2 separate regions of the Mus musculus genome follow, and region 1 is linked to region 2. The links are chromatin loops, found by intact Hi-C in ENCODE. Cell type or tissue: heart. All regions are shown on one strand. Each heading gives the region's core, and the rest is flanking DNA. Links, peaks and the distances in the headings are about the cores only.

The links. Hi-C counts contacts between places; a loop is a spot of excess contacts. Peaks named below come from ENCODE experiments on the same cell type or tissue, not always from the same donor. Only the 100,000 strongest peaks of a DNase experiment are listed, where the experiment ranks them.
Region 1: a loop joins it to region 2, with 2.9 times the contacts of the local background. A loop is called at or near these places in 3 of 42 quality-filtered maps.

The regions. Positions count from the first base shown.
Region 1 is chr13:78,167,703-78,184,202 of GRCm38, reverse strand. Gm38604 (a long non-coding RNA gene) reads left to right here and starts at 5,241. Exons shown (of 3, transcript XR_873690.3): 1 at 5,241-6,696; 2 at 14,230-14,318. 3110006O06Rik (a long non-coding RNA gene) reads right to left here and starts at 12,915. Exons shown (of 2, transcript XR_003950646.1): 1 at 12,511-12,915; 2 at 1,230-5,252. In heart, for the core only: a CTCF peak has its summit at 8,230; no DNase peak of the experiment used is centred there; H3K4me3 peaks cover 342 bases; H3K27me3 peaks cover 5,601 bases.
Region 2 is chr13:77,125,278-77,141,777 of GRCm38, reverse strand. Slf1 (SMC5-SMC6 complex localization factor 1) reads left to right here and starts at 6,310. Exons shown (of 21, transcript NM_134071.3): 1 at 6,310-6,425; 2 at 15,064-15,177; 3 at 15,338-15,413; 4 at 16,308-16,500. The coding sequence starts at 15,064. It overlaps 2210408I21Rik (RIKEN cDNA 2210408I21 gene), which reads right to left and starts at 6,242. Exons shown (of 20, transcript NM_001145676.1): 1 at 6,148-6,242. In heart, for the core only: no CTCF peak of the experiment used is centred there; DNase peaks (open chromatin) are centred at 6,267 and 6,707; H3K4me3 peaks cover 2,582 bases; H3K27ac peaks cover 1,348 bases.

The DNA of each region.
Region 1 (16,500 bases), core at 5,217-13,216, 1.0 Mb before region 2:
AGTGTGTGAGAAAGCAAGAACCAAGTCTTGAGCTGGCCAAGAGGCTCATTAGCATTCCTAACCCATGGACCTATGCTGACAACTAACAGAGATATCCCTCTCACCACTGGGCCCTTTCTCCTTTTGTCTTCAGAGCTGGAAGAGGGAAGAGAAAAAGATTTCTCAGTAGACGCTGGAGCCTAAACTTTTATATGATTGTTAAGAGGTCGTGTGTGTGTGTGTGTGTGTGTGTGTGTGTGTGTGGTGAGAGAGACGCCTACCAGTATTTTTCATCATCTTTTAATAACTTTATTTTTTGTTACTGTTATTGTTTTTCTCTGAAAATGCATAACACTCTTGTTGAAAGTCCAGGTTTAAATAAAAGAGAAAATCCCCTGGAACTGCTTTGCCATCCCTCCTTGTTGAAGGAAGGATGCTGATGCGTTTTGCTCCCAACACACATGTTGTGTGGAAACCTGTGCTTTACAGTTTGCTGGTTACAGATAGCTGGGACCCAGCACATGGGCCGCTTGAGCTTTGTCTCTCTCCTTTCTTCTGCTCGGTTTGGTATCCTAGACACCCTGCTTATTAGTTTCTATTCCCTGCCCATCGTTTTAAGGTAAAGTACATTTTTCAACAGTTTCAGAGATTCGAACAGTATTAATTCAGGAAAGCATAATTGTAAAATTATACTCACTTGTGCAGTTTTAATTGTCCTTTTACTTAAGGGGTAGGGTCTTTAAAAAAAATTACTAGGTCTCCCAGAGACAAATATGTATCCACTGGACTATCCCACATTCTGTTCCTTGAACTTCATAGAGCTGGCCAGATAGCTTTGCACACTGGAGTATACAAGTTATCCCATGTTGACAGATGTTTGTCACTTAGTAACTTCTTTCCAGCTTCCCCCCCCCCTCCCCTGAGCCTTCTTTCCAGCCTGCTTTGTTGTTTTAAAATATGCACGTCTCTCACTAGAATGCTAGTCACGAGCCAGTGCAAACTTTGTGTCCAACCTCCCACATGAAATGATCCTGTTAGAAGAAACTGGATATGTCTCAATCTGCACTTCACTCAGAGCCTCTTGGTCCTGGCCACTGTGAGTCCCTGGTCCAGGATCCAAAGTAACTCAGCAGAAACAAACTTCCAACTAAAAATCCCCTCGAATGTCTCCCAGGGAAGAAATATAGCTCCTATAATTACAGGAGGCTACCGCCGGAGGGGAACGCAGCCCGCAGCCAAAAACCAAGAAAGTAAGAATTTTATTTATTTGCTGATTGAGCCTGGATTGTCATGGCCGACAGGTTTACCCACACTGAAGTCTCAGGTTTGTTCTGAGTGTACAGGTGAGAGGGAAAGGAGGGAAAGAGGTGCATGGCAAGAAGTAGAAATAATGAGAGAGACCAGGCCAACTGGGAAAAAGTGATCTCTGCGGGACAGCATAGACGCAATAGAGGTAGTTCCTACCAGTGGACTTAAGAAAGAAAAACAAAACTTGTAGCTGAGTAATATGAGGCGGGGGGGGGGGGGATTCAGAAGAGACGAGGTTGTAATTATAGTAACCGCTTAAATAAGGGGTATCATCAGGAAAGAGAAGACTTGAGCTGCTTCCCCCAGAAAAGTAATGTGACAGGGAAAATTATTAGCTATGTTGTGTGTGGCAATTCAGTAGGGGGGTGGGTTATGGAGGGACGAGTTAGAAAAAGGAAGTTCCTGGGTGCAAACCAAAACTGCATTGTAGCCAGGAGCCCTCCAGCCGGCTTGTAGAGGTTGCTTGGACGTTGTGGTGCGAAATCGTCCCTAGAAGTGCTCTTTGAATCTCATTTTCCCCTGGTTTCATCCGAAAGAGCTGGTTCTGTCACTAGACCCCTGCACAGGACTACTCTGCGCCCCACCTTGTGGACCACCCCACAAAAGGGAGTGGTGACGGTTACTAGCTTCAGAACAGAAGGAGTACCCATGCTGGGAGGCTCGTTTCTATGAATAAGGCAAAAATTTAGCACTGATGAAAAACACATGATTCTCTCTCTCTCTCTCTCTCTCTCTCTCTCTCTCTCTCTCTCTCTCTCTCTCGCTCTCTCTCTCTTTCTCTCTCAGTTACTCTCTTTTACTGCTATGAAGTGACGTCAGCAGTGCCTGCCCTATCCCCGTGGAAAGTAAGAAAAGGGGGGGGGGGTGGAAGATGGGAGCAGGAGAGAAGCTAGAGAAAATGAGAAAGAAGAGCTGCGGCAAGAGGAAGGGGCTGCTGGGAGGGGCAGATAATGGAGATGTACATTTGACACGTTTTGGCCAAAATTCCATCAAAAGTGGCAAAACCCGATGTTTCCGAAGCTGGTGATTGATAGAACACCTTTCCTTGCTCCCATCCGATCTACATGTTCTAACATATGGAAAGCTTACAGGCCGTGTGCACTTATAGAAGCCGATAATGCATTAGCTCTCAGCAATATTTACAGCACCGCTTTTAATACACACCAGATGGTTCGCGACTGTGCCGCCTCAGCCAGCTCACTCCTCGATTTTACTCGGCGGCACTTTGTTGCAATTACACTCCATGCTGAGACCAATTTTATTGGTGACCTATTTTTCATATTTGCAGCATTTTATGTTAAAGCCCTCCTCTCTGGCCTTTTTGTAAAGGGCAGCACTCAGGAAGGGAGAGTTTAGGATGGCGTTGCTGAGGGGCTGTGCAGGTGTATATTAATATTTATCATGATGTTACATACCTCGGATTTAAGTGAGCAAACCCGATAGACATAAGTACTCCGGTCATTATGTTTGCTCACTCGCCCCCTGTTTGCCAGACCCCCACGGACTGTCTACGCGGCGTACTTGCCTCGGAGTCAATACATTGGGCCATAAATATTGTATTCCATTAATTATCACGCCACTGGCTTATCCTGGGCGCCGGCGTCCTCGAGCGACGCAGGGCAAATGAGGACGCTTCCGGAGCGTACTTCTCGGCTGGGAACCCCGCTGAAATTTCCGTGGTGCCTGGGAATTCCGAGCCCCGCTGGCCTGGGGCGGGAGCTGGAGGTGGGGGGAAAGAGGAGGGGGAGGGCGGGGCGGCAGGAGAAGGCCCCAGCCGCCAGGAGCGCTCAGTACCTGTTATCTTACCACGCAGAAGGCCTCAGGGAGAATCCCATTTGGCACGCCGGGAAAGGCTTTCAACTTTATCTCCCGCCATGTAAATATCCCCGAGTGCCCGATTGGGAGACTTTGTTTTGCACAGAACAATATAAATATCCCATTTTCTACAGCACAGGTGCGTCTTCTTTCCCAAACTCTTTTTTTCCTTCTTCTGTCGTTTTTAACTCTTCATGCCCCCCCTCCATTAAAAAAAAAACAGATGTTTACTTTATTGATATAACCTATATCGTAGTTAGGCCGAGAATAATATGTTTCAACTAACAGTCATTTAGCAAATAATAGAGGCGTTCTGGATGCCTTCCAATGTTACACATGTACTTGGTCATAAAATGATACGTGAAAAAATTAACATCTGCTTTCCAAAAATAAAGTGTGCCAAGTAGCTTTTTATGAATGCTTTCCTCATTTTAGAAAGAAATATGGAGAGATAAACTGACACCCAGATAATTAGCATATTTATAATAGTTTTAGGGCTTAAAGGTTGCTTCTCCACACAAGCCATTTCAAACCTACCTTTAAAACTACTTAACCCTAGACATTTGAATTCTGAAGAGCATTCCATATTTTACTATTTAAAGAGGAATTTACTGTAATTTAATTGTGTATCCAGGCGGAACTATATGTAAAGCCAGCTTCATGGCCTCAGCGCAAAAGAAACTCGCTCATCTTCTGTTTACCTAGTTCCTCAGCAAGGTTCCCAGGCTCTTAGGAAGGCTAGGTTGGGAAGTTCTTTTTCTTGGGTTCTTTTTGTTGTTGTTTAATTCCACTATTAGGAAGTGGGGCCTACCTTTGAATTATTTCATTAGGATTTGGCCTTTTGGGGGAAGGGGTGGGAACCATAATCATTAGTGCCTTTTTTATTATTATTTTTTCTACAGTAAATGGCTAGATTTTTTGTTGTTGTTGTTGAGTAAGCTGCTAGAATGTTGTGCAGATGTTCCACTCAGAGCAGACCTGACCCTCTCTTTCCACCCATGCAAGTCACTTAAACTCTCTGACAGTTCATTTGCTCAAGGCCCATCTTCTGTATGTGTCGGATATATCCTTTGAAATTTCCACCTGGTTACACACACATGCACCTACCACACACTTTAAACACACACTCCCATCCACTGAGTCGTTGAGCCTTGTACAGGACTGCGGTGGGAGAATTGAGGGTGGAATGGAACGGAGGGAAGTCGGCCCAATGGTTATGCCCAGTGCGCAGAGGCTCGCCCTCCACTGGGCCCCTAGCTCCTTTGTGCCTTTGGTTCAAAACTTTGGAGGTGGCCCAAGTAGCTTCCTCTAAATGGCTGGGAATCTTGATTTGTTAAGTGCTTCGGGGCACCCACCCAACGAGTTTCAGGGCCTTCCTAGGAGCCGAAGCAAAACCAGGGTTGCAGGATTGTCCAGTTGGTTCATCCTTCTGGGTCTCGCCTCTCGGCTCCAGCCCTGGAAGGGGACGGCGGTGCTTAACAAAGGGCCCTGCGGGGGCTCGGAAATCAGGCACGTGACGAGCGAGCGCGCGCAGGGTCGCTGTCCCGCAACCGGGAGGGGCTGCAGCCAGGGTGCCTGATAGCCACCATAAAAAGAACTGCCCGGCCCTCAGCGGTCCCAGGGTTGGGCCGGGGTGAGAAGTTCCCGTCTGGCTCAGCCAAGGAGAAGCTGCATCTCCCATCTCTCCAGCACTTGGAAGAAACTGTGTGTGCGGCGCGGGGAGGGCTGCGGAGTGGGCCAGAGCCGCACGGCCGAGCAGGGCCCGCTGGTGTGTTGGTGCCGGGGTGGGGTGGGGGGACGTTGAAGAAACAGTTCTTTCTGAGTGACAGGACCCCTTTTCAAGGGCAAATGGGTGAGGGGCATCCTAATATGAATAGAATTTTCAGTGTTTCACAGTTCTTCTCCCCCTTGTAGGTATTTTTTTCTTTTTTTCATTTTTCTTTCTTTTTATTTCGTGTTAAGTTGGAAGCGCCTGGCTAAACATGTCTTGTGTGTCAGTAGTGTGAGCCATTCACTTTTTTAAAAAAAATCTTTTTGGGTTGGAAAAAAAATACTGCAGCCAACATGTTAGCATGTTTTTGTGTACTCAGTGACTGGAGCAGCCGCAGAGGAGTCGGGATCTCACCCAAGGATCCTGAAAGATGCTATATCTGGAAAGAAAAGACAGGGACATCTTAAAAAAGTTCTCCGTGATCCTCATAGCAAATCTGGTCACATCTTGATTTTTTTACAGAAAAGATACAGCATCCTAATTTCTCACTGGAAAGCCTGTAAATTGATATTAGATATCTCTGTGAGAAATCACAGTGGCCAAGAAAACCTTATCTCACAGGAAGATTTCTTCAAAGCCCACTTCATCACATTTAGAGACACTATTGTTATGTCCATTCCCAACCTTAGCTATGGAAGACCATGCTTTAGAGAGGAAAAAAACAAAAACAAAAACAAAAACAAAAACGTTTAAAGTAGATTTGAACTCACATTTGTTTGTTGTTGTTATCTGTAAGAGCAGAAGAACTGATGGGAGAAGTTTTAAAAGTGTGTGAAGCAAAGGACACAAAGACAGTTTATCAGTGAAAAGAAGAAAGTGGCCTTTCTATTGGGGACTAAAGAAAACCCAAATGTAGATGAAGTGTTTCCACAAAAGCTGCTTCAAAGTCCATCTCTTTCCCTTGGGCTCAGTCATCATCCAAATGTGATAGCTGGCAGTTCTTCGTGGAGGTAAGGTGGCCATGGATGGGGAGTCACACAGAGGAAGATCCCTGCACTATAATGTCAGACATTTTAACTAACAACCTAGTGATATCACAGGGCTCAGATTCAACTACTCCCCCTCCAAACAGTGTCCACTAAAATAATGTCTTCCCTTGCTTGGTTACTTGACTTAATAGGGACCTTAGTCCTCCTTTTGACTTTGCTCAGCAAGTTGGTGTATGTTGGGCCAAATTCTTAATAGTAGTAGTAGTAATAGTAGTAGTAGTAGTAGCAGCAGCAGCAGTAGTAGTAGTAGTTGTTGTTTTCTACCATTTTGTGCTCAACTCTGCTTAATTTTCTACTTATTTTTGGACCTCAGCCTTTTTGGATCACAAATGTCCCCACTAGTAACACAGCAATAAATCTGAGCAAAAATAAGACAGATTTCCTCATCGATGTGTAATAAAGTTAAAGGACATTGTTTTGTCAGACAAGCGCTAAGTAGAAAATAAATCTCAGAGTCTGGGGAAACAAAACGGAGCGCTGCTGGCATGTGTGTAAATTTACTTTTAAAAGCAATAAATCAATGTTAAATTAAACAGCTGGGTACCCTGTGTAGGAGAAGCTTCCATGTTTAAGAAGATCTTGATGGGAGAAATGTGCTATTTAACATCACACACACACACATACACACATACACACACACACACACACACACACACACACACACACACACACTTAGATTTTTGTGCATATCCAGAGGCAAGCCGTTTCTGACACTTCCCTTGAACTGCAGGGAGGTAGAGAAAAAAGAACAGAGACTATGAATGGACTCTACAATCCATCCTCAGAATCTGACATATTTCCAGGGATAAGAAACGAGGAGACTTTGAACAACTGGTATAGACTTTTTCTAGCTTAGTTCTGAAATCATCTCTATTTACTGGTTTAGTTTGTTGGATATGTTGTGGTTATTTTGTTGCTGTTGTTGCATATTTTTCTGTAAATAATTTAACCTGAAGAAATATTATAATGAACATATTTAGCATTTTGTTTCTGATGCTATTATTCTTGATGTGGCTGTTTTACACAGCAAATAACAAATTAAAATATAAAGACAATTATTTTGTATCTGTTATACATGGTTTTACTGAGATAAAAGTTGATATTCAAGTAACATTAAACTAAACTCTAATATTTTAGTATTTCTTTTTTGGTTATTTTTTCCTGTTGTAAAGCTTTCCACTATGAGATATTGTGGGAGATGTGGGGAGAGGGGCAAGAGAGGGCCACAGAAAACCCAAGCTCTATTGCCACATCCTAATATAGTGTGAACCAATATGTATTTACAGAGGTAAATATCTAATAACAAAAAAAATTAGGAAGAATTTAAGGCTAGACTTTATTTTTGCAGGCTTGAAATCAAATCACACACACACACACACACACACATACACACACACACACACAAAACCTGTCAGTTCTTTAGAGGAGAGATATTGCTGGGAAGAACTTCTTTAGCCTATTGAATGGAAAGCTACTGATTTAAAAGAAAAAGATGGGTTCATGCTTTTATCTAGCACAGGAGGATCTTCTTGATTTCTTCACATAGATGTCCTGTTAGCGTTCTTTTAAAGTTGTACTGTTTAAAGTTAGCCCACTTTTCAAGAATATTCATATTCAGTAACATGATTCAGAATGCAAAAACTGAAAAAAGGCAGTTTTATCACCTAGGGCTGAAAACCAACAGGGGTGGTTGTGGAACATCCTAGCCACCTTGGATTTTCCTTCAGGTAGTAGAAAATGGCAAAGACCAGCTTGCCTGAAGAAGAATAAAAGTTATACTATTTATATTTAGATAGCACCATTCAGTTTCCAGGATCATTTGTAGCTTGTTAAGTAAATTGTGTGTCACTCAGAGATATCTCAGCTTGCCTGTCAGGAGACATCTGGGCAGACTTAGAAACTCAAAATGACTTCTGCTAGGTTTTTCCAGGGATGCTCTCTCCTGTGTGCTGAAGCCCTGGGACTCATTTTGGCTCAAGGTGGGCTTTTAGCCGCTCTCTTTGTCCTTTTCTGGACAGGAGGGTGCTAGTTGAAGCTAGTCTGATTTGGGGAATGCAAGAAAGAGAGATGGAGAGGCTGCCAGTTCTAATTAAAGACAAGAAGCAATCCACTCAGGAGCTATCTTTTATCTTTAGCTTGAGACAAAGACTGGCCACCTCACTTCAGAAGTTAGTTTGTCCGAGTTGGCTAGTGAGGTAAAAGTAGAAACCCATAGGTGATGCTGCTCTCAGGTGAGATCGGACTTATGGATAAGTCACTGCAGGTACATCTTCAAGCTGCCACCTTTCCCCGCTCCGCTGGTCTCCTGGTGTTTTGTGCTCTTGACACAGACTCTCTTAGATTCTAACTTTGCTTGCTAGATGGCGCTCGGTGTCTCAAGACCTTCCAATTCAGAATTAAAGTAGCTTTTTAGCACCATTCTGAACTAGTTTTGGGCGTTTGATTAGCACAGTGCCAGTAATGTTACTGTTGCTTTAATTTTTTTATTATTATTTTTGTCATCCTTTTGTATTAAGGCAGCATCCAAGTGGGAGCTGTCCACTTAATCCTTATAATAATAAAATATAGAGAAATTCTGCCTCTGAATTTATGGCATAATTGTGGATCAATTACTTGTTTTGATACATTTCAAAAAGCACTTAAGTTTTCCACAAGTAATCTTTTAAAGGATTTCAGGAAGATAAATCAGCAAGTAAAGATATTTAAACTCCTTGGTGTTCATCAGCAGGGTCCAAGAACTCACCCTGCACTCCTACCATCCGCCTCCAGCACTACGTCCATTTGCTATCATGGAGTGTCATCAATTGATGTAAAATGTAGTCTGTTTTATTTAAACCCTAAATGTTAAAAATCAATGCCTACAGATACATGTTTAAATATTTTTAAATAAAAACCACCACAAAGCTGGCTTAAATGAAGAATGGCTTGTGGGTTCTACAATGTAATCATTAGCAAATTTTCAGATATTCAAAACCAGTTTGGGGGAAGTCATGTTGAAATATAAAGAGAGACAAACAAATAGTTCTAAGTGTCTGATAGAAAAAATGAAGACAAGCCATGAAGACCTATAGCTCTGTTAGCTGAAGATATCATTTTATAGCATCTACTGCCCCTGTGCACTTTAAAAAGAGAGCTGCAGGTGTTGATGGCTGAGGAAGTGCTCACAAGGGAAAGCAATGCCTGTCTGTATAAACATAAGACCCCTTAACTGTGGAGGCTGAACTTGGTTTTGGGCATTGAGAACTGATTTGTATACAAATGTTCTACTTTTGGGGATATCAATGACATCCAGAACTAAGTGCCTTAGAACCTTTTGTAAAATCTTGGTTGGTTTGGTGAAGATTGAGCACAGTCTCACTCTGGGTGTTAGGCTGAAATTAGCAGGCGCTGAAACCTAAAGAGGAAAATTTACAACTTGATCATCCCCAGCCACACACCACAGAACCTGCTACTGTTGCAAACATATGTTCCAGATTAAGTTAAGCAAATGGCTCTCATTTCTTTCAAGGTTAAGTTGATCCTGAAAATTTAAATTTAAGTGTGTTGGACTTCCAAGGATCACTAGGTACTCAAGTGTTTACAAATCTTCTCCTAACCATTTACTGAAAGACTTCATATATTTTGTTGCCTTCCTGAAATACTAGTTTAGACTCTTGTAAGTTGAATGTAGTCAGGTGCTATTTTCTGGAAATATATGTAGTTGTGAAAGCTGGATAAATTGCAAATTGAGTCATTTGTCCCTCCAATATTGAATTGCTTGATATCAAAAGCATAATCCTAATGGTTCATCTAAGCTCCTAATATAGCCACTCATTTAAAAAACGGATGCAAAACCTCACAGTTTAAAGTTCTTCAAAAGTTTTATTCATGGAAAGAGTTTCTTTCCACAGCACAGGACAAAGCCTGTGTTTCAGAAAAGGCTGAGACCACGGTGTTTTTCCAAGGGGAGTAACTTTCATATAGTCACACAGCTGACTCCCAAACTGAATTATCTGAAGTCCACTTTGAGTAGCAAGGCACCCAGGAAAAAAGGTCAGAATTAACCTCAGTCTCTCAGGTAGCTCCCCTGGCCAAGTTACAGAAGTGGAATTCGGGGATCCAGCAACCCAGACAACCTCTTTCCTGATTTTGGGATCTACTGCATCTCTTCTACCTCCAGATGATCTCTGTAGTGCACTTTAACCAATATTAATACCTATTGACATTTGGTAGTTATGGCTTATACTTCTCTTCCCCACAGAACCTTCAAGAATAAAACGTATTAATTCCTGCCTCCCCCAATTCATTCAAGAAACATTATTCTTCTAATGTATAAGATGTACTTCTCCAACTAAGAACTTTGTATTTGACATCGACAAGTGGTCAAGGTAGAAGAAAATTTAAAAGATTTGAGGGACAAAAGTGGTCAGAACATCAGTAATCATAGGACAGCACTCGGATTAAATGCTTAAAAATTAAAGGAGAGAAAACAACAACAACAGGCATCTATGCTTTTGGAAGGCTTAGGAAGGTTTAAAGTTCCACCAAACACATACACAGATAGGTAGCAAAACATTGATACAGACGTTTATTTCATGGAGACTTAGTTATTTATATCCTCAACATTTTGAAATATAGAAACTGAGCCATACTTTTTTTTTTCTTTCAAAATTTAGTGTTCTCTGGCAAAAGTCGCCTTGAAATATACATGCCTGTCTGGACGTTTCTAACTTATTTAAATAACCCAGAAAAGTCATTTTGAAATTGAATCAGGAATTCAGTGTTTTTTGTTTTGTTTTGTTTTGTTTTTTTTTAAGGCTAAAAAAACTTAATAATAAAGGAAAGTTGGCATGAAGCAAAAAGATCCCTCAGCATCCACACTGAGACCAAACCCACTCAGTGAATTCACTCTGTCACCGCAAGTTTCTCCAATTCTTGTTTCCAACTTTGTGCCTTTCCTTGTACAGAGTCTCCTTTGCTCCAGAACCCCAGAAGGCTAGAATAAAACATTTTCAAAGTAGAAACTCAATTCATAGAAAAACCACACTGACCAATGACTTACAAACATCTAGTGATATTTATCTGAGCTGTGCATTCAGATGTGGAGAGTGCTATAGTTCAGAATAAATGAGTCCCCAGGTCACTAAGATTCAACAGGTCCCCTTGTAGCCCTGCACACTCCAGCTGCCAAAATGCATTAAGCTCTGTGAGTTTCCATCAGTTTTCATAGAGGGTCCAGCTGCTAGTTTAAACACTTCCACCATGAATGAGTTTCTCTAGTGGCATGAATTTATACACAGTTACTCTTGAGACTGAACTAATGGTCGAATTAAGGGGAACATTCTCTTTGAGGGGAGCAAACGCAGAAGTGACTTTGCAGTGGGGGAGAGAGAATAAAGTTCCTGTGAGTGTGTTGGATGAGAGAGGAACCTTCTTACAGCAGCTCTGAGAGAACAAATTAAAATGCACACAGGTGAAATATTTAACCATTTGCACGTCTCAGTGGAAAGAAAAACATGCTGTTTTGCGGCTAACTTGCTGCTAGGTTAAGAAACTCACTGATGTTTCTATTGCAGTGCTGTGTCAGGTAAAGAAAAGTACTCTCCTGAAATGTATCATATATTTCATATAATACAGAGCAGTGTGGAAATCCGTTTGCTAAGGAAACACACCAGGGTTCTTTACCCATTTCACTTTCTTATCATTTTTTACTTGAAAAGTTTTGCATTAAGTTGTTGTGGAACGGTGTTTATTCACTCTTTAATAGATACATGGTTTTGACAGTCTCACCTGCTCTGAACACCCCAGTGTCAGAGACTCAAGAGAGCGGATGATGCAAATTCTGTTCTCATGAGAGGGGATAAATTTCATTCAAAGCTAAATAAAATAAGGTTCGAGTTTCAACACAGCAAAGGTGTTAGATTTGGAATCTGTAAATCTCCTCTTAGGAGTGGCGCCTGGCGTTGCCAGGGAGACTACGCAGAAAAATCAGATGCCACACGGAAGTGGTCTTCCATTACTGCACTTTGCTCAACGCGATAATTAAAACAAAACAAAATAAGTAAAACGCCAAACAAGGAGATTTATCTAAAACTCCTTGAGAGGACTGAGATTTGAAGCTGAGAAAAAGTGGCGGGTATTAGCCAGAAACCCCTGGGTTGAGGCTGTCAAGTAAGTTGCTGTCAGGCTTTTTAGCTGGCCAGTAGGGCTGCCGAGAGCCTGCTGCAGATCGGCTTCGCTTGCTTCGCTTAAGCTCCTAGGAGCTCCAGAGTTAGTCCGACAGCTTCAGCCAACAGGGTGGTGGGATCAGCGGCTGGTGCATCTGAGTGTGCATTTTTTTCTTTTTTCCCCTTCCTTCCTTCCTTCCTTCCTTCCTTCCTTCCTTCCTTCCTTCCTTCCTTCCTTCCTTCCTTCCTTCCTTCCTTCCTCCCTCCCTCCCTCCCTCCCTCCCTCCCTCCCTCCCTCCCTCCCTCCTTCCTTCCTTCCTTCCTTCCTTCCTTCCTTCCGTTGAAACGTAGATCTGTGGTGACTGAGATTATAGGCCTGTGAATAAAGTGGTCCCATCAGAGACCCTTTAAAGCGGAGTTGTTACAGATTCTGCCACCTAACTGGTGGGAGTGATGAAAAGTTGGTTCAAGAAATTTGGGTTGGGGGAGCAAAGACGCTTACCAAGGTGACTGCGGGGTGGAGCTACGTTCTACTCCGCGCAGACTAGATGCAAATTCGGGAGACTCGCTGGCAAAGGGAGAGTCAACTCTGGGCGCTAAGATTATTACCGGGCAGGGAGCAAGCAAGACTCTCCACCCACAAACTGTAGTCTTTAAGCTCACTGTTGTTTTGGGCTCAGATCAGAGGTTTCAGAAGAGAATATCCTATGGCGTGGGAGTGGCTGGAGTGAGGAATCCCGCTAGGCCTGAACTTTGGGGTTCGGGCCAAGGGGAGAAGAAAGGGGAAGCTGGGCGCTGTCCATGGTTCTGGGAAGAGCACGGTGCCTTCACGTAGCTTCTTTTAGCTGTCTCCAAACTGAGGTGAGGTGTAAAAAGTAAAAAGGGACACCAACTCACAGGATTAGAAAATTTCCCTCCTAGCAAATGTGGAAAATACAAAAGTGACAGCACAATAAAAAATATTCTAGGCGGGTCCTACTTTCATTTCTGGTTCATTACAGCGTAGACAGCAGTGTTAACTGGTCATTCGTTGTTGTGGGGTATTTTCCTCCTTAAAGTGTATCATCACACTTCAAACTATGTAATCAGCAATTGCTGATTGCAAAATAAAGAGGAAAGAAAAGAGAAAAAGCATTACTGGACACTCTAAATATGTTCAAGGGTAGGATAGTTAGCTATTTCAAGAGTGCTAGGGATAAAAGCAGAGGGTGACTTAACTGTGCTAGATCCCATTTTATTGAGGAAGATATACTTTTCACCTAAATACTTCTTTGAATTCTACACTTGTGAAATACTATAGATGTCAACAAGAATAAAAGGAGCGATTTACCTGTTGGATAGGAATTAATTCTGTGTTGTAAAGCAATGCTTTTAATTGCATTATTAAAAAGCAAAACAATCTTTTTTTTTTTACAAAAGGCTTGTGATCAGAAAGAAAGCAAATTCAGACAGAAATAATTTCAATAATAATGTAAAGAACTGCAAATAGAAATATAAGCTCTGTAAACATAAATGTAAGCTATCCAGAAAGGCACCATGTTCTTGAAAAGCATTGTACATAATGATATAACAAATGCATCATGCAATGTTTAGCTAAGCCAGAATTGTGAGAAACAGGGAAAGAATTGACCATAATTGTTTTAATCATGGAAATCTTATGTAGCCTCAGCACCTTGAATCCATGTGACAATGAAGAAGAAAGAGGACATGAATCCAAACAGCTGACACAATGATCGGCAGCAACTGACAGCATCACATTTGATATTTGATATCAAGCACTAGATCAATATTTGTGAGATCAATGCAATTTTAATGGTTTTCTTTCAAAACTGCATGAAAGCCAAGTTGTGTCACTCTGTGCTACTGTTATCTCTAGAGCTGGTTATTTCAGGGGATGATATTAAGTAATTTACTGAAGCAAAGCAAAAGGGGTGAGGGTGGGAGAATACACCACAAAACACAACTTACTGTGAATATTGCTTCAGCTGACACATTCTGATGGTCCATGGGTCCAGGATGTACTACATGTTTATGTAAAAACTCCACTTATTTAAGTGTGACTTAAAAAGATGAAAAGCTTTGGAAAAATAATTAGGAGGTATGGGGGGGGCACGATGAGCTGGATCAGAGAGCAATCTTTGACATTGTAAGAATTAGGTGGTAGCTGAACAAACACAAATGTTCATGATAGAAAGGGTGACTGTGGTCTTCCCTCCTATAGGACCAAGTAGGAAAGAACACATTCTTCTCCATTCTTGGCAGAGCAGAGCTGAGAGCAGCACCTGATACTTAAGCAATGCTCCCACAAAGGTAAAATAGAAACAAAACAAAAACAAAAACCCAGGTAGGTATAAACAGTAAAACTGAAATGTTGTTGGTGTTGCTGGTGACCTGACACAGGAGAACACAGTTCTCTAACCTTTAGTTCTATTTGGATGGAATTCTTAACTTGGACTTACTGGGTTTTAGAGATCCACTTTTGAGGAGTTTCGACTTAAAGGGATCCAAGGCCTTCATTCTGGAAGGAAACTCCTGGGGAGGGCGCCAGAGGTTATGCAGCTAGAGGAGCCCATCTCAGTAGGCCCCACACACAGGTGACAAGAGCACTGGGGGGTGCTCTTGACAAGCAGAGGTTTGATTTCTCAAATGAGGAAGACCAAGAAATAGCTTTCATTCATAATTCAATTTTAATTTAAAACTTATGGGGGGTTGCTTTTCACTGAAATAATAGGAACATTTTAGGAAATTTCTGACACCTAGATTTAAAGACCTATCAATCTCTAGACAGAGAATAAAATACTTTGAAACTATGGCATTCTCACCCCCAAGTGCTTCCCTTTTCTTGACTCTAACATGTTGTCTGAAGTAATGAACTTTAAATGAAGTTCACACACCAGTGCTTTTACAAAAGTGCATCTCCATGTTGTACTCTTTAAGAAACTAGGTAGAAACAGAATTTTCCAGAATTTTAATAATTCCATTTTAAAAAACCCACCACAGTTTGCATGTGTCTCTATGCTCTTTTGTATTCAAAATTGGCAGGGTGCCTATAAACTAAAGACATTAGCACTTAAAATCAATTTTCCTTAATGAAGTAAAGCCAACCTTACACACAAGTATGTATTATACACCAGCAGAGATTTACAGACGCAAATAAGCTTGGAGCACTTAAAAATATTTATTGCAAAGTTTTGAATATTTTGAACATGATAAATTTGTATCACAAAAATTTTTACAAACTTTTATGTAGACCAGCACATATAGAGCAACTACTGTCTATACAGGCACAGAATAGACAGACACATTTTGCACATGTTGTCTGGAGATTGCATGAAATGAACAGCAGTGGACATAGCAGTCAGTAAGAAGCTATGTATATGTGGGACAAATCTATGTATTTAGGTACACATTCTTTTCCTATTTGGTCTTTAAAAAACTCTGATGTATTTTAAGGAAGAAAATAAACTTTATATTCAATGGTAAAACATGGACTTCCTTTTGGCAACTCATAACTTGACCAATATTTCTCCTCATAGTATGAAGAATTTTAAGGTTTAGTGAAGGAAAATGCTGTTCTACTTAAGCCACTTTGAAGCAATATTATTGAGCCTACAATCAGATCTACATGTTAATCTCTCGTTTTGCCTTCAAACAGAATTCAGTTACAAAGAACTTGGAAAGATTTTGAATCTATTCAGGAGAGGAAAACTCTTTAATTTTCTGAGGAGTAAAAACTCCCCAAGAAACTTCATATAGCTTCTTAGATTTTGCTTCGCATACGTGATAAAACATTGATTGTTGCAGTCTGGTGACCCATGAAATTTGGGGGTTAGTTTTCTCTTCAGACCAGAGCATATAATTATGCAAATAAAGAGCTGTCACTGATCTAGTGAAATACTCACAAACACATGCACTCTGAAATTGGACAGAAAAGTGAAAATGGTTTGTAGTGTGACGGTGCCATAGCTTGCTTTCCTGCCAACTTTCTATCTGAGTTCATTATTCAAACTGTAAACTTTAAAGAGACATATCGTTCTTGGGGTGTTGGGTGTTTTCATTTCAGATTCTTGGTTTTAGTCACAGAATAAGTTAGTTCAATATCATTTTACCTATGACAACTTCTCATGTCACCCAGTGTAAGAGGCACAGAATGATAATGAAGCTGAATGATCTGGTGAGACAGATGCTGGACCTCCATACATTTCTTCATAGAAATATGTTTCATAGCTGTTTAAACAAAGTTCAAGTCCCACAATACAGAGTATAGTAAGAGGTTTTCCACAAACCCCAAGGCAAAGGGCCAGGGAGAGCTGCCTGAAAGCCATTATGGATTAAGTCAAATCTTCATTTTCTAAGTTTTATGTCCACAGGGAAAATACTGGCAACACTGTGATGGCCAGTTATTGATCAAACGTGAAGGTTTGATCTAAATAGCAAATCTTTAGTTTTTGTACTTTATTTCCCATTATTATTCCTTTAAAACTTTTGTGCT
Region 2 (16,500 bases), core at 2,992-10,991:
TATTATGCACGCAATGTGCTTTTTCCATTCATACAAGGTATTATTTATTTAGGTTGATTTTTTTAGGGAGGGTAAGAAAATTATAAAGAGACTAATATATTACCCTTTATATCTTCTGATTTTTTAAGTTTAAATATAATCAAATCTAATTATATAAAATTAAGTATGAGGGGAATGGAAAGATGTTAACATCTTACTACAAATCCCTTTAAAATGTCTGACTTTTAAAATTTAAATATAACTAGTAAAAATGAATAATCTGATACTATTTACTATATGAGTCATACTATATTTATACATGACCGGTGTCATCTTTTCCTTTTATTTAATTTGTTACAAGTGAGTAGATACAAAAGTCAAAAGGTTTTATTACAAAACATTTTTTTTGCACTTCAAAATATTTATTTCACTATCATTTTGCAGTAGGTTATCTCTATAAAAGTGACTACACACTCCTGAGACTAAGTGCTATGCAGGCCCTAAAGCTCATCATTGTTAACATAGGGAGATTCATGGACTAGGGAAACAAGTAGGTCACAAGAGAAACTGTTGAATGCTAAATACTTTTCTTTCTAAAGCGCCCACACATAAACCTGAAACACTGTAGAAGACATGATGAGTAGGTATCTCTGAGTGGGGTTAATGAGCAGGTTTTCATTTCCTTCTTTTTGGGTTATTTGTATATGCAAATATTTCTGTGAGAAATCAACCTTCAAGAAAGAAGGAAAAAGAACAAAGAAAAATAAGTGACAACTCAACCCTGTACAGTCTGTGGTCACACACACAAATCAGTGCACAGAGTGAAAAGCCTAATGTCTTTAAACACGCATACACTGTGTCTACAGCTGATCTTCAACTCCAACTGCACCTTAGCTTCCACTAGCCTTCATTGCCCTATGCATCCAACTGATTTGTGACTGTTCTCTTTTGTCCACTCTTTCCTTTTATCACCTTGTAGAATTCTCACTAAGCCCACACTCCTCCTTATCTTTCTTCACCAGGACTTTCTTCATCTGTATCCAGAAAGCAAATGCTTTACTCTGCATGCTACTGCCATGCTTTTCAATAGCAATGTTTGTAAATGGTACCTGTAATAGCTATTTCTATGTATAACTTCACTTCAGAGTAAAGTATAAGGAAAGAGATTCTTCATCCTTATCTAATTGATAATGCAGTTATCTCCATCAATATTCTTTTAAAGACTTTGAGTACATTCTGTATGATATGTATATGGAGTGCTTTGTTTGCATGCATGTATGTGAGTCACAGGAGTGCCTGATGCCAGCAGAGCTCAGAAATGGATGTGGAATCCCCCTTGAATGTGTTACAATTTATTCTAAACCACAATGAGGGTGCTGAAAACCAAGCCCAGACCCTCTACAAGAGCCATCTCTCCAGTACCTGCATTAATCTTAAATCCCTAAAAGACTAAGGGAGAATACAAAAATCTCTGTTGTTTGAATGTTAATTGTGAGTCAGGAAAAGTGAGCCTTTAGATACACCATCTGGAATGATTTTTGTAGTATTCCTGTGGATCCACCATATGGAAGCAAAAGCTCACAAAGGTACCCTGACTACTTGTGTAGAAGCTTATTTGAAAAAGGGGTGTGGGGGGGAAGACTCCTAGTTGCTCTGCTCCCATGAAGACTCCATATCCATATCTATCCTAGAAGACCCACTGCACTCCGAGCAGCAGAGCAGTGGAGGACCCTTTGAACTCACAGCAGTTGAGGATCCACTGCTCTCAGAGCATACATAACATAGTGAAAATGGCCATCCTACCAAAGGCAATCTAGAGATTCAATGCCATCCCCATCAAATCCCAACACAATTCTTCAAAGACATGGAAAGAGCAATTCTCAAATTCACCTGGAAAGGCAAAAAAACTTGAATAGAGAAAACAATTCTTAACAATAAAAGAAAAGGTGGGGGAGTCACCATCCCTGATCTCAAGCTTTACTACAGAGTAATAGTAATAAAAGCTGCATGGTGTTGGTACAGAGACTGACAAAGACTGATCAATGGACTAGAACTGAAGACACAGAAATAAAACCACACACTTATGGTCACTTGATCTTTGACAAGATGCCAAAAATATACAATGGAAAAAAGAAAGCATCTTCAATAAATAGTGCTGGTCTAACTGGCTGTCTGTATGTACAAAAATGAAAATACACCCATATTTGTCACCTTATACAAAGCTCAAGTCCAAGTGTATCAAGGACCTCAACATAAAACCAGATACACTGAATCTAATAGAAGAGAAAGTGGGAAAGAGCCTTGAACTCATTGGCACAGGGGGAAATTTCCTAAACAGAACTCTAATGGCTCATGCTCTAAGATCAAGAGTTGATAAATGGGACCTCATGAAACTGGAAAATTTCTGTAAGGCAAATCGGCAACCTACAGATTTGGAAAAAATCTTCACTAACCCCACATCTGATAGAGGGCTAATATCCAAAATATATAAAGAACTCAAGAAGTTAACCACCAAAAAACCAAACAAACTCTCCAATCAAAAAAATAGGGTATAGAACTAAACCAAGAATTCACAACTGAAGAATCTCAAATGGCTGAGAAGCACCTAAAGACATGTTAGAAGTCCTTAGTGATCAGAGAAATGCAAATCAAAACAACCCTAAGAGTCCACCTTATACCAATCAGAATGGCTAAGATCAAAACCTCAAGTGACAACACACATTGGAGAGGATGCAGAGAAAGAGGAACACTCTTCCATTGCTGGTGGGATTGCAAACTGGTACAACCACTCTGGAAATCAATCTCGAAATTCCTCAGATGTGGAGAGCCATGCCGTGAGCAATCCCCATTATAAGATGGCGCTGTCTTCCACTGCGCCTAACTAGTAAACAAGCCTTATGCACAAGTGCAAGAGTAAACTCACGCCTAGTCACTGCCCATCTCGGGGCATAGTAATGGGGTGATGGGCGAGCAACTAATCAGGTGCTGTCACGCCACATCAGGTGCTGAAATGTCACGCTGCAGGCTATATAAGCAGCTCCATTTTCCGGGTTCGGGGTCTTCCTCCTGAGAAGTAAGCAATAAAGCTTTTTGCCGCACTCAGAAAATTGGAAATAGATCTACCTGAAGATCCAGTTATACCACTCTTGGGAATAGACCCAAAAGTTGCCCCACCATGCCACAGGGGCACGAGTTCCACTATGCTCATAGTAGCCTTGTTTGTGATAGCCAGAAGCTGGAAACAACCTAGATGTCCCATGACAGAAGAATGGGTACAGAAAATGTGGTTCATTTACACAATGGAGTACTACTCAGCTATTAAGAACGAGGACATCCTGAGTTTTGCAAGCAAATGAATGGAACTAGAAAATATTATCCTGAGTGAGGTAACTTAGACCCCAAAGGATGTGCATGGTATGTACTCACTAATAAGTGGATATTAACCCTCCCCGCCCCCCCCCCCACAAAAGTACAGATTATCCAAGATACAGTCCACAGAACTCAAAAAAGTCAACAAGCTGAAGTACCCATGTGAGGACACCTCAGTCTCACTTAGGTGAGAGAAGAAAGCAATCCCAAGTGGAAAGGGAGCGAGGGACCTGGGAGGGAAAATAAATGAGGGGAAAATGGGGGTAGCAGGGAACATGATCTGGTATTGGGTGAGGGAAAAGGACTGAAGCCCTGAGGGCCAGTAAAAGAATGGAAACAGGCAATTTCAGGAAATAGGAGGTTGAGGGGCCCCTCCAGAATGCACCAGAGACTTGAGAGATGAGAGACTCTCAGGACTCAAAGGGATAAAATGCCAGACAGTAGGGAGAGGGAACTTAGAAAGCCCACCTCCATCAGGAAGACAGGTCATCAAGTTAGGTATTGGGTTGCCATCCCACAGTCACTACTCTGATCCATAATTGTTCCTGTTTGAAAGAATTACAGGGATGGAAATGGAGAGGAGCCTGAGGAAATGAAGATCCAGCAACAGGCCCAAAGTGGGATCCAGCTCAAGGGGAGGTCCCAAGGCCTGACACTATTACTGAGGATATGGAGTACTCTTAAAAAGGGACCTATCATGACAGACCCCTGAAAGATCCAACAAGCAGCTGAAAGAGTCAGATGCAGATATTTGTACCCAACAAATGGATAGAAGCAGCTGAACCCTGTTTTTGAATTAGGGAAGGCTGAAAGCTGAGAAAGGCGATCCTGCAGGAGGACCAGCAGTCTCAATTAACCTGGACCCCTGAGATCTCTCAAAACACTGAACCACCAAACAGACAGCATACACCAGCTGATATGAGACCCCCAACACACATACAGTAGAGGACTTCCGAGTATGTGATCATTTAGAGATGATACACCTAACCCTCCTGAGACTGGAGGCCCCAGGGAGTTTAGGGGTCAGGTGGGGTGGGGGCTGGAGGCATCCACGAGGAGACAGGGGGTGGAGAGGAGATATGAGATGTGGAACAGTCGGAGGGTGGATTGGGCAAGGGAGGAATAAAATATGGAGTGTAAAAAAGAAAAAAAGAACTCCCAATGTCCCATTTCCCAAACACTGGAATTACAATCACATGTCACCATGATAGGTAAATACAGTAAAGAGCTAAGTTCCAGAATCAGGAAGACTGGAATCTCAGTCATGACAATTTTATACGTATATGTTACGACCTCTCAGTTGCACTATAAAATGTATGCAAAGAGACAGGATTTTTCTTTTGTAAACATTAAATAGTGAATATAAACTGCTAGGCAGAAGGCAGAGACACCTGTGAGCATTCATGAAGTGCTATATGAATCCAAGGCACAAATAAGAACAGTGCTTTTTTTTTTAAAGCTAGTTGCTATGCGTGACGAACATAAAATCTCCCTGAAAGTATTTATAACTGTTTAAGATATAAGTTAAAAAAATCATAAGGTGACAATATTTGCATCATTCAGAAACTATAAAAGTTCAGTGATTAATCAAACAGGCAGTTAAAAAGATCAACATGCTTTTCTAAATATAGTTTTACTCTCAAAAGGCAAAGGGGCGCTTGTCTGATGCTTCAGGTCCCTTTAATTGAATATATGACATTTTTCTTTTTAAAAAGATTTGTTTATGCATATATTTTATGTACATGGTGTTTCATCTGCATGTATACCTGCACACCCGAAGAGGTCACTGAATCTCATGTTACTAGAGTTACAGATAGTTGTGAGCTGCCATGTGGGTGCTGGGAATTGAATTAGTGACCTCTGGAAGAGCAGAGAGCTCTTAATCAGTGTACCATCTCTCTAGTCCTAATATTATATTTTAATTTATGGTACACTCTAGACGTCTTTTGAGATTGACTGATTTGGAGAAATGGGAAAAGGTGATCAACAAATAATAAGAGGATGAGTGAACTCCCCCGAGGAAACTGCATTGGTCAAGAAAGAGTAACACTTTTTGCGTCTTTGAATAAATGAGCATCTTTCCTCGAACTAGACATTTGTCAAAAGCAATTTCTCTTTACAACTCCTCTGGGTAACTCCAAATCCCCACCCAAAATTATCCTGAACTATTCGCAGTGAGTTCATAGTAAAGTCAGAACATTCCTTACTGAAAGTGTACCTGATTCTAATCAATGATTTCCACAACATAAAACGTGTATCTAAAGCTGATGCATACCGTTATAGGAATGATAGCGTCTCAGTAATGCATAGCAGAAAAAAAACAAAAAACAAAAAAAACAAAAACAGAAGCCATTTTTAATTAAAACTGAAGGAGAAAAGTTCAATTAATTGAAAATCAGGAATGTCCCATTCTGAATGCATGCAAAAGCCGCCGTCTTCAGCTGCCTGCTTGCCCTCCCAAGTGAACCCCCAACTATTTTAACAGTATTCAGTAAAGGGTACATAATGTAACTTTCAAGAAACAGGGAGACCAAACCCTGCGAATAGACAGGGTAGAAACACTGCACAGAACCAGTTGTCTTCGGCTAAGATCGACTTCCACGTTGGAGGTAAGTCAAGCGAATGAAGACAGTGAGCCGGATCCCAGGGCCTTCTCCAGCCTCAAGGAGGATCAGGCACCAGAGGAAAGGATGGGGATTTAGGGGGCCAACTTCTGTCTGCTCACTTCTCGGTCCTATCCACATTCGGCAGGTAGCTGGCAGGCCGAAAACACCGGGAAGAGAGGGAAAAGTCACTTACCAATCTCCGTCTATGGCGCTGATCCTGCAAGGGCCTGACGCGCTGGCCAGAACCAAATAGTCGGCATCTCAGGCAGCCCTGGCGACCGCTCGAGAGCGTCACTGACAACCACCCGGAACTGGTAAACTGCTTCCGGGAACGCCGAGCGCGCGGCGGGAAATTGTTTCCTAGAACCTAGTTTATTGGAGCAGGGAGTCCTACGGTGGTAGTCGTCGCCCCTACCGCCACCACCGGCAGCTTCGCAAGACGAAACCAGCCCAGAAGCTTCGGCCGGGAAGGTAAAGCGCCTCAGCTCGGAAGACGCCATTTACCGCGTTCTCAGGCAGCGCCTCTGACTTCCCGGCCGTCCTCTCTGGGCCGCGGAGGCGCTTGGCGCTCGTGCTTTCACAGCCTTGGTTCCTTCAAGGTGAACTCGGGGCCCGCGCCCGTGCCGATGGCCGGGCCCTCCGATCTCGGCCTGCCCGGCCCTTCTGGGCAGACAGGTCCCTGGCGAGCCCCGCAGCGCGCCCAGGCCGCTGCCCGCTGCCGGGGCTCCGGGCGCTAGGCCGCTCGCGTCTCCCGTTTCCATAGAACCGCCTAGGACGCCTCACCCCGTGCCAGTTCTTGGATGCCTACAAACCTTAGCTTCCATGAAGGTGGCAGGGATTCCCAGGGCCTGCCTTTCATTAAGATGAAAAACGAGACATTCTTTCTCTCGAGTAGAATTGTTTTTCACACCGAAATGAAAATGAGCTTTTTATCTCAGCGGTATTGTAGGCTTTGAACAGCAGCGCGCGAGCACCTCTCCTAAAGGAAGGGTTTGTGTTCCTGGGGTTCCTGAGCACCAGGACAACTCTAAGTGACAGAAATGTATTGCGTTTTCAAGGTCTGGCTAAATTGATACTCATTTACCTTAATACTCCAAATCGGGATTTGGGACCTGTGGTTGATCGAAATTGATTTTCAATTCCCCAAGCTCTTTTGTGAAAAATGACTATCCTCTACAGAGGAAAATAGATAAATAAATAAGAGAAAAAATTCCTTTGAAACATTGGAAATGACTTGAATTCAATCACGACCCAGGTCTTATATTGGTTTTCAAGCTGTTGCTGTGAATGGAATGATTCTTGTTTATTCTAGGTGTTCAAAACATAGCTTGATCATTTGGGTAGATTTGTGTGAGAAGAAATTTGATTATTTGTAAGGTAACATTAAGAATTTCACGACCTAGGATGTTGAAACACTCAAATGTTTAGATATATCTTAATGTGAGACAGTCTTCAATAAGCAACTAAACTTCAGTTAGACCTGTTTTCTTAGTCGAGATTTTTCTCATGCTTCATTGACTTGGGTGAAAATCAATGATATGATTTAGAATATTTTTGCTTTTGTAAAGCAGAAAGCTTAGATCATGTTGGTGTATGAAACAGTAGTCTGTTGTAATTCCTTTTCATAATCAAAATAAAGAGCAGTTAAAATTCCATTCCATGCATTCACAATTTCCATGGCTGCCTCTTTGATTTTTAGGAAACCAATAGTATAGGCTTACTAATTAAATAGTATTTTCAGTTTGTTTCTTGGCTGTATTATTCTACAAATTTCCACTGTTTTAAAAACCAGGTAAAGAATAAATTCAGTTCTCCATAGGTTAAAATCATAAGGCTAAAGGAGACTGAATACTTTCAGAACTTAAGTCGAACATCACCTGTTCTTTTTAAGCGATTCCAACAAGATTATTTTGAAATTTAAAATATATTATTTTAATAATATGCATGAAAATTTTCAATAATTGATCCAAATCTGTTTTGAGAGAGAAAAATAGAAACTTTTATCAATAGGAAAGTAATAAAACTCTTTAGAATATTCCAGGAAATATGTGAATATTTTAGATATTGGAATTATGTTTTTGAAAATGATTAATAATTGTTTAATTTCTTCATTTTGTTGTTCTAAATGTCTCCTATCCCACGTAGTAGATTCTTTTTTCATGTAGTATTACCTTCCTGCTATACTGATAGAAATTAGATTGCTTTGTAAAATTGCCTCATAAGATTGTTTAAGAGAGGTAGATTAAGTCTAAAATTTAAGCCAGATTGGCATTGTAGAAAAGGCATAGCCTTTCCACAGTAACAGACTTAAATCTTGGTTTCACTGTCTATCCAAAGATTTAAATCCTCAAGGTAGGTTTTTTTTTTTTTTTTTCTCTGCCCTTGGTACTAGGGATTGACTCAGTATTTATTTCCTTATCTAGGTTAAATTAGGTGTAATTTCCAGCATTCTTACCAGTATCTTGTATTCTCATCTACATTTAGGTAGATATACTGGATAAATATATGAAGTTTTTAGACTTGTAGAACACACTTGGTTCTTAATAAGAATTAAATCAATCATTTTAATTAATCTTAGACTTGTGCTTTTCTTACAGTTTGCTTCTTAAGGACTACTTTAATCCCAAATTCAAAGTTTTAGTCCAGCCAGCACCATGTATAGTGTTGGAGAGATAGGAATGTCTCTACATTGTTCTTCAGTCTCCTATTTTTTCTTTCTTACACATTTTGTTAATTCTCTGTTTCCAAATTCTTCATTAAAGGAATTAATGACCATTTCTTTTTAATATTCAAGAATATTTCAGAAATCTCATCACTAGGGACTTAGGGTTTTTTGTTTAGATTTGTGTTTTGTATGTTGCTTGTAGATTGAGCCTAGGGTCTTGCAGATGCTATGTAGACACAGTAGCTTTGAGCTCCATTCTCAGTCCCTCCAGACCTCAGTTAAATAAGGTCACATTATGGGAAGGTGGGACAGGAAGTAAGATGGCTTCTTTTTATGTTTATTTTGTGTGTGCCTGTGTATATATATGTTCCATCTGTGTATTGGGATCAAATCAGGTCTTTAGGCTTGGTGGCAAGAGCCTTTACCTGCTGAGCCACTAACAACATTTTTTAAAACAAATTCCAAAGGCTTGATATATTAGACCAAAGGTCTATTTCGTAGGCCAGGATTCCAACACTCCACCTGTAATTACACAATTCAGAGCCAGCAGAATATAACTCACATAGTATAGGAGTGTATGCTATTGTAGTGTATGTATTGTAGCAGTATTGTAAAACAGAAATCCAGAGCTTTGGCCATACTCAATTTCATTGTAATTTTAAGTTTAAATTTAATTTTTCAGTTAAATCTCTCAAATTGTGAATTCAAAGCTGTGAAATTAACCGTCCTGGAGACTTGTATATATTTTGTAAAAGTCTGTTCAAATAATCTCCAGTAAAAGATGGTCTTAAATCAAAATATTATCCTATTATAATGAAAACAAAGAGACTGCTAATTTTTAACATGCGGTTTTAAAACAATGGAAAAATAATCAAAAATCCAAAATTAATAAAAAATTTAAATACATGCCCACATTTTGTTATATGCTTGTTTTTCATACACACACAAAACTAATACATCAGTTTTATAATGTAAAAAAATTAGAGATGATTTAAATTGCTATATACTCGTAGTACTTTTGAAATGTTCTATACTCAGTGTTTGTTGAAATTAAAAAACAAATATTGGTAAAGATAATTTTAAAAGTAAAAATTTAGTTCTTATATATGTATAAGAACTAAAACACATATATATACATATGAGTGGTTATAAAACATTATAATGCAGAATAGGAAAGATTTACCCTCACTTGTTCCAAGGACTTTGTTAGGCACAATGACTTCTTTCTGAAGCAATTTGTTTAGCCAACTGTTGATCCTACCCTCTCACCTACCCTGTTTGCCTATCCTGTCCCATAGGGTTTCACTCTGTCTATGCTGACCTCTGTCTTGTAGTCATTGTTCTGCCTCAACCCAACCGGAAGCCTTTGCTTTATTTTTTTACCTTTGTTATTGTTGTTTTGGGTTTTGTTTGTTTGTTTTTTTCTTTTTTGTTGTAGTTGTTTCTTTGTTTTTGAGTCAGGGTCTCACTGTAGCTGTTGTTGGCCTGGAACTCACAGTGTAGACCAACCAAGCTGGCTTGAATCAGAGATCCACCTGCCTCTGCCTCCTAAGTGCTGGGATTAAAGCTATACTCCACCATGCTTGATTGTCTATACTTTTCTTTCTAAATTTCCTTTTTAACATATTGTAATTCCATTCTTCAAACATGTGCCAGTACTGGCATATTGTAAAGAATTCAAATGTTCTATTTAAAAACTTAGGATAGAATATACATGATCACAGTAATGAGAACTGTAGTTTCCTGGTGCTTCTGGCTGACACCAACTGTCAAAGAATTTCAGGCATCAAGGATAGGCCGTGGTGAGAGATATTTTAAGAAAGTCCACACCACAGTGACAGTTGCTTGCTATGTATAAAGGGCAGCTCTTTTCACAATCACTGCCTTCTTAGTTTTGTGTTTTGTATGATTCAGGGTAAGTACATTTTAAAGAATTATTCGTAGGAAGTTTTTAAATTACTACAAAGAACTTTTTTATAATTATAAATGTAGTGATGTAAATTACTATAAAGATAAACATGTAGTTGCTAAAAACTAATGGTCTCTTTTCTCCTCTTTTATGTGATGTTGTCATCTGTGTTGGTGCTTGAAGGTTCATATCTCTCATTCTCTTACCCCCACCTCAGCTAGGAAGATATGGAATCTTTCTAGAAATGCCACTAGTATTAACTGTGTTATGGATTGTTTGTTCTTTCCTATATTCAAAGATCTTTAGAAGTAAGCTCTCAGTCCTCCATACTTCAGAACATACCACCTACATAAAACTTAATCCTACTTCGATTGCCTTGCTTATTGATATAGGTACATGCATACATTTACAAATACATACACAGAGAGAGAGAGAGAGAGAGAGAGAGAGAGAGAGAGAGAGAGAGAGAGAGAGTGTGTTTAAAGTCATAGTTTCCTCTGAAAACTGGCTTGAGATTTATAAAAACACTGGATAAATACCAAGACAGTATTTATAGATGCATTGAGTTTTACTTGGTTATTTCTAAAACAATGTGTCATTTTCTAAATAAAATTATTAAAGAATTTACTTAAGTAATTCCTTTGAGTTTATGAAAAGTAGCTTTCTCCCCTAGTTACAGGCATATGCGACTATAAAACAAATATATGTTATTGCATTAGGTACATGCTTGTAATGTTCTCTTTTAACTTATTGACACATCAGGCTGTTGTTTACTGTTCTCTTAATTTTGCAGGATATAGGAGAACTCTTATATATAAAATACATCCATAGTCTATATTGTCGTGTTTATGTATACATTAATTGTCCCATGTAGTCATATATATTTAACAACATAGGCCATCTTAGTCATATAGTATGATATTCAAAAACATTGCTGTGTTATATAAGCCTTTACCTCAGGTTAATAACATAATTACAGAAGGCAATTAGATTAGTCTTTCCTTTCTAAAAAATGCTAGTTTTGTGCATGTCCAAGGTTTATTACCAAAAAGATAACTAATACGCCTCCTGTTTTTCTGATAAACATGTGAATAAATGTCTTGCTTTCTAATTTCATTTTAAACGTTTATGTGTTCATATTCTTTGAATTGGGTTATTGTGTTTTATCACTCTTGTTTCTTCCTTTTCCTGATTTTACATGAAAAGTTTGTGTTTCTTATTAAGTATTTTCAGAATAAGAAAACTACTTTAAAAATACTTTTGTGGTTTTTGCTGCTGAATACATTTGGTCTTATTTTCATTATTATGAGATGTGGTTTAGCTGAAAATGTTGCTAAATATAAGGAGGGGATTATGGCCATCAAAATGTATGCTATAAGGACAAGGTTTATGGTTAAAAAAAAACCCATATTTTATATATATATATATATATATATATATATATATATATATATATACACACACATATATATACACACACTATATACACACATATGTATATATACATACACACATACATATATATACATATACACATACATGTATATATATATACATATATATAAATTTCAATACATTCAAATGCTTTAACAATTTATACCTCAAAACAATTTATTAAAATGTCACTTAATTCAAAATCTAAAGTAGCAATTACTGATATGAAAAGAACAAAGTATGATAGATATTCTTTTATTTCTACATAACATGTAATTTTCATAAAGCATAAAGCATAAAGGCAACTTGTTGGTAACAGTGTTACAGAAATTTTATTTTTACTCTTTTGATTATTGGAGGTAGGAAGGCATGGGAATTGATTCCCGTGTCCCCTTCATACTAGGCACGTGCTCAGCTCCTAAGTTTCACCCTGTCCTTCTGCCAATCAGTTATTCCATAACAGTTTTAATTATGTTTTCAATAGGTAAGATTTTAAGTAAAAATGACTCTGATCCCTCTTCTTTTCGTAATAGTTTTTAAAAAAGCCTGCTAACTGGTTTTGAAAACTTGACTTATAAATACATAAATAAAAATACAATGTAGAAAATATATACTATTTTTAAAATCATAGCTTTCTCTCATAACTGGCTTTTGAGATCTATAAAAACACTGGTTGAATACCAAGACAATTGTTATAGATACATTGAGTTTTATTTGGTTATTCTAAAACAATGTATCATTTTCTAAACAAAAATTACTAAAAGATTTACTTAAATTAAAAAAAAAATCCTTTGAATTAATGAAAGCAACTTTCTCCCCTAGTTACAGGCATATGCTGAATAATACAAGTGTATCTTCACTGTGTGGGTTCTGGTGTTGTTTAAATTAAACATTTTTTCTTAAACTACAGTAAAACTCTGTAAAATTTATCTATATTGCTAGTCTGTATTATTTGGTATTGTCACTCAAGTGTTACCTATATTAACCTTGAAAATAATTTTTAAAATCAATACAGTAAAAAGATCCTTGCTCAAGGAAATATTTGTGTCTTATTTACTGATCATAGAATTTTATAAATTTATTTTTTCATGAGATACATCAATGTACATTTTATAATTGTGTCCTAGCCAGAATCAATTACACTGAAGCATTGGCTTTGTTTGAAAGTCTCATTCTTAAAGATATTTTATGTTTTTCATCTGGATTTCAGTGTATTAGAGACTGACACTGTATCCCTGTTGCCTCCTTTGGAGTCAGTTGGCAAATACTGAAGACAGATTTGTTGAGGTCATAGTACCAGCCTTTTGACTGACTAAGACTGGACTTGGAAGAGGTGGCTATGATGTGCAGCTCTACTGTGCTCTTTACCATGTGACCTGTGAGCTGTTCTGCCCATGCAATTCAAGACTTCAGTGTGTCAGAAAGCATTAATGTGAGCTGTTTCTCAGATATGCACGTATGCTCGAGGAGTTTCTTCCAAGCATGAGAAAAGGTAGAAAGAGGAACACTGTAATTGCTCTACCCTAGTTACTCTTTCTCCACTCAGGAGCTTTAAACATGGAAAGAGAAAGTTCAGTCCTAACCCCGTATGCTAGTTTAAACATAGATGGTTTAGAGTGAAGCTTTCAGTCTCATGCCAGAATGTGGTTTAACTTTGGAGTGGGGATTGGGACAGTGTGTTTGTCTGTATATGTGTGTGTATACATGTAAATTTGCGTAGTTGTGTCCTTGAGCGCTCTCTCTCTCTCTCTCTCTCTCTCTCTCTCTCTCTCTCTCTCTGTGTGTGTGTGTGTGTGTGTGTGTGTGTGTGTGTTGTCCTGAGGTGTTATAAAACTTTGGTTCCAGAACTTTCCTCAGGTACCAAAATGTGATCATCTAAATCACATATCCCCTTCCATACTTTAAGTCATCTCAGGAACTTAAAATTCCTAATGTAGTATATATGCTGTGTAAATAGCTATTACTTTATTTTGATTATGGAATAGTGTTGAGAAGAAAAAAAAAAACCTTTAAGTGTTAGTTCAAATTCTAGGTCCCTCCCCCCAAATATTTTACATCCATATTCTACAGGTATGGAACTCATGGGTATGTGAGACCTTGTTTTTGTCTGTCAGAATAAAATTCTGTAAAACATTCTTCACTTATTCCTTTGTTCAAATTGCTACACTTTTAAAACATTTTTTTCTGCTGTACATTGATTAAATCCAGGACCATATTCTTGCTTAGTGTACATACTATGCTGAACACTGAAAGGTAACTTTGATTTCTCTGAGAAGCAATTGTTTCTTTGAATGTTGAGAATAACAACTATTTTTGTTCTGATTATGGTATGAGATCCTATTCTGCAGAAGTTACAACAAAAATGTCAGAGAAACAAACGTTTCTAGAATTCCATTTATATGCTGTACTTGTCTCCAGACTACCTAATTTAAAGAAACATATATTCAAATTAGAAGATCTATGAATTAGATAACACCTTAAACACAAAGTACTTTGTGAATTTTATTTCATGAGTTGAAGTCCCATGAAAATAAAGTTAAGTTAAAACCATGTGGTTTTTCTGTTTACCTTTTGATGTAATTAGTATATATATCAGAGATATATTGTGGTATGTTGAACACACAAACATATCAGGGAGGCTGTGTGGAGGGTGGGAAGAGAGGAAGAAATTAGAGATGTAGGTTGGAAACAAAAGTTGCAGTCTTATATTAAAATTATTAATATTAAAGTTATTTAGTATAAATACTGTAGAAATATGAGTTCTGTCAGTAATTATGCTCATATTTACATAGGCCTCTATTGTTGTGTAAACAATAATATTCAATGCTGTGTTTTAATGGAAAATAGTATAATACTGGAGGGTTTCAATGGTGAAACAACAACAAAAATTCACTTTTAAGGTTTTGAAAAATTAGCTTGAAAATGTTTTTTATTGTAGTAACTATATTTAACATCGTTGTTTACAAGTAAGCTTAACATGTTTAATTCATAATATGTTCCATGGTTTTAGTTTCATTTTAGTGCTCATAACTAAGAAAAAAATAAGGCAACCTTATGCATAATGTTTAACATCTGCTATCTTCTGTATGTGTCTGCGCTAGATGGAAGATAGTGCCACAAAACATATCATCCAAATGACAGGATTTAAGATGGAAGAAAAGGAAGCTCTAGTCAAATTGCTTTTAAAACTAGATTGCACTTTTATTAAGAGTGAGGTGAGTATAGAAATCTACTAAAATGTTCAACATAGAATTAAATAGAATTAAAATACTGACTTAAGAATCATAAAATACCCTTTGATAACGTAAGGTAGAAGTTTTTAATTAAGAACTTTTCTCTGTAGTAATATTGCTTGATGTGGGTTCTTCCCTTCAGAAATATAAAAACTGTACACATCTTATAGCTGAACGACTGTGCAAGAGTGAGAAGTTTTTAGCAGCTTGTGCAGCAGGTAAGTAGACTCCTTTTCTCTAACTCATGAAAAAACTTCATGTAAGAAAAAGATGCATTTTAAGTCTCTAGAAATATATTATGGTTATAATATCAATATGCATATTATTTTTAAAAAGATTTGTTTGATTTCTGCTTTATTCTGTTTAAAATTTTCCAACACATGAAATATATATTAAATACAAAAAAATATTTATTCTGTCAAGATTAAATTTTAGTTTATATGTTTTGTTTAAGAAAAACATTTTAACAGAAAAATTGGGACAAATTGCCCAAACCTTAAAGCATTAGTAGACCTCAGCCTTGTCGTCCCCTTTGTTTCCCACCATCTCATTACAAATAAGCATGGTTTCTTCTTCAAGGTTGCTCTCCGTCTGTCTATGTTGGGAAGCAGTGTTCTCCTACTTTATTTTTCTGAGATATCCAAGTTGAGACTTTTCACGCTTCCTCACCACTGATACACCCAGAGCAAACAAAACTATGCATTATTTCTGATGTTTAAAAGATCATTGGTGCCCAGATAAAAAACAGAATAAGTACACTCTCTAGAAAATTCACTAACTCAATAAATTTAATATGACAATACAGTGAATGTTATTTAAATTAGTAAGTTAAATTAGTAATAATAGTTCAAGTAATGCTACATTTCATTTTAAAACTTCATAGTTCACGTAGTACTACTTAGTATTATGGCAATGTATCATAGAAAAGAATATATACAATGTTCAGTGATATTGAAGGCCTCTTGAATTTTATTTTAATAATAATTTTGGCAGTCTCTCATAATCTCGTGTACAAAAAAAAGGATGTCTTTTAGTTGTTATTTGGTCTTTATTGTTTATCATTTAGCAGAATTAAAAATTCTTTTGTGACAGACAGTTCATTTGCTTTCTAGGAAAATGGGTATTAACAAAGGATTACATAATTCACAGTGCCAAAAGTGGCAGATGGCTTGATGAAACAACTTATGAATGGGGATATAAAATTGAAAAAGACTCCCATTATTCACCTCAAATGCAATCTGCACCTAAAAGATGGCGTGAAGAGCTGAAACGGACTGGTGCTCCTGGGGCCTTCCACAGATGGAA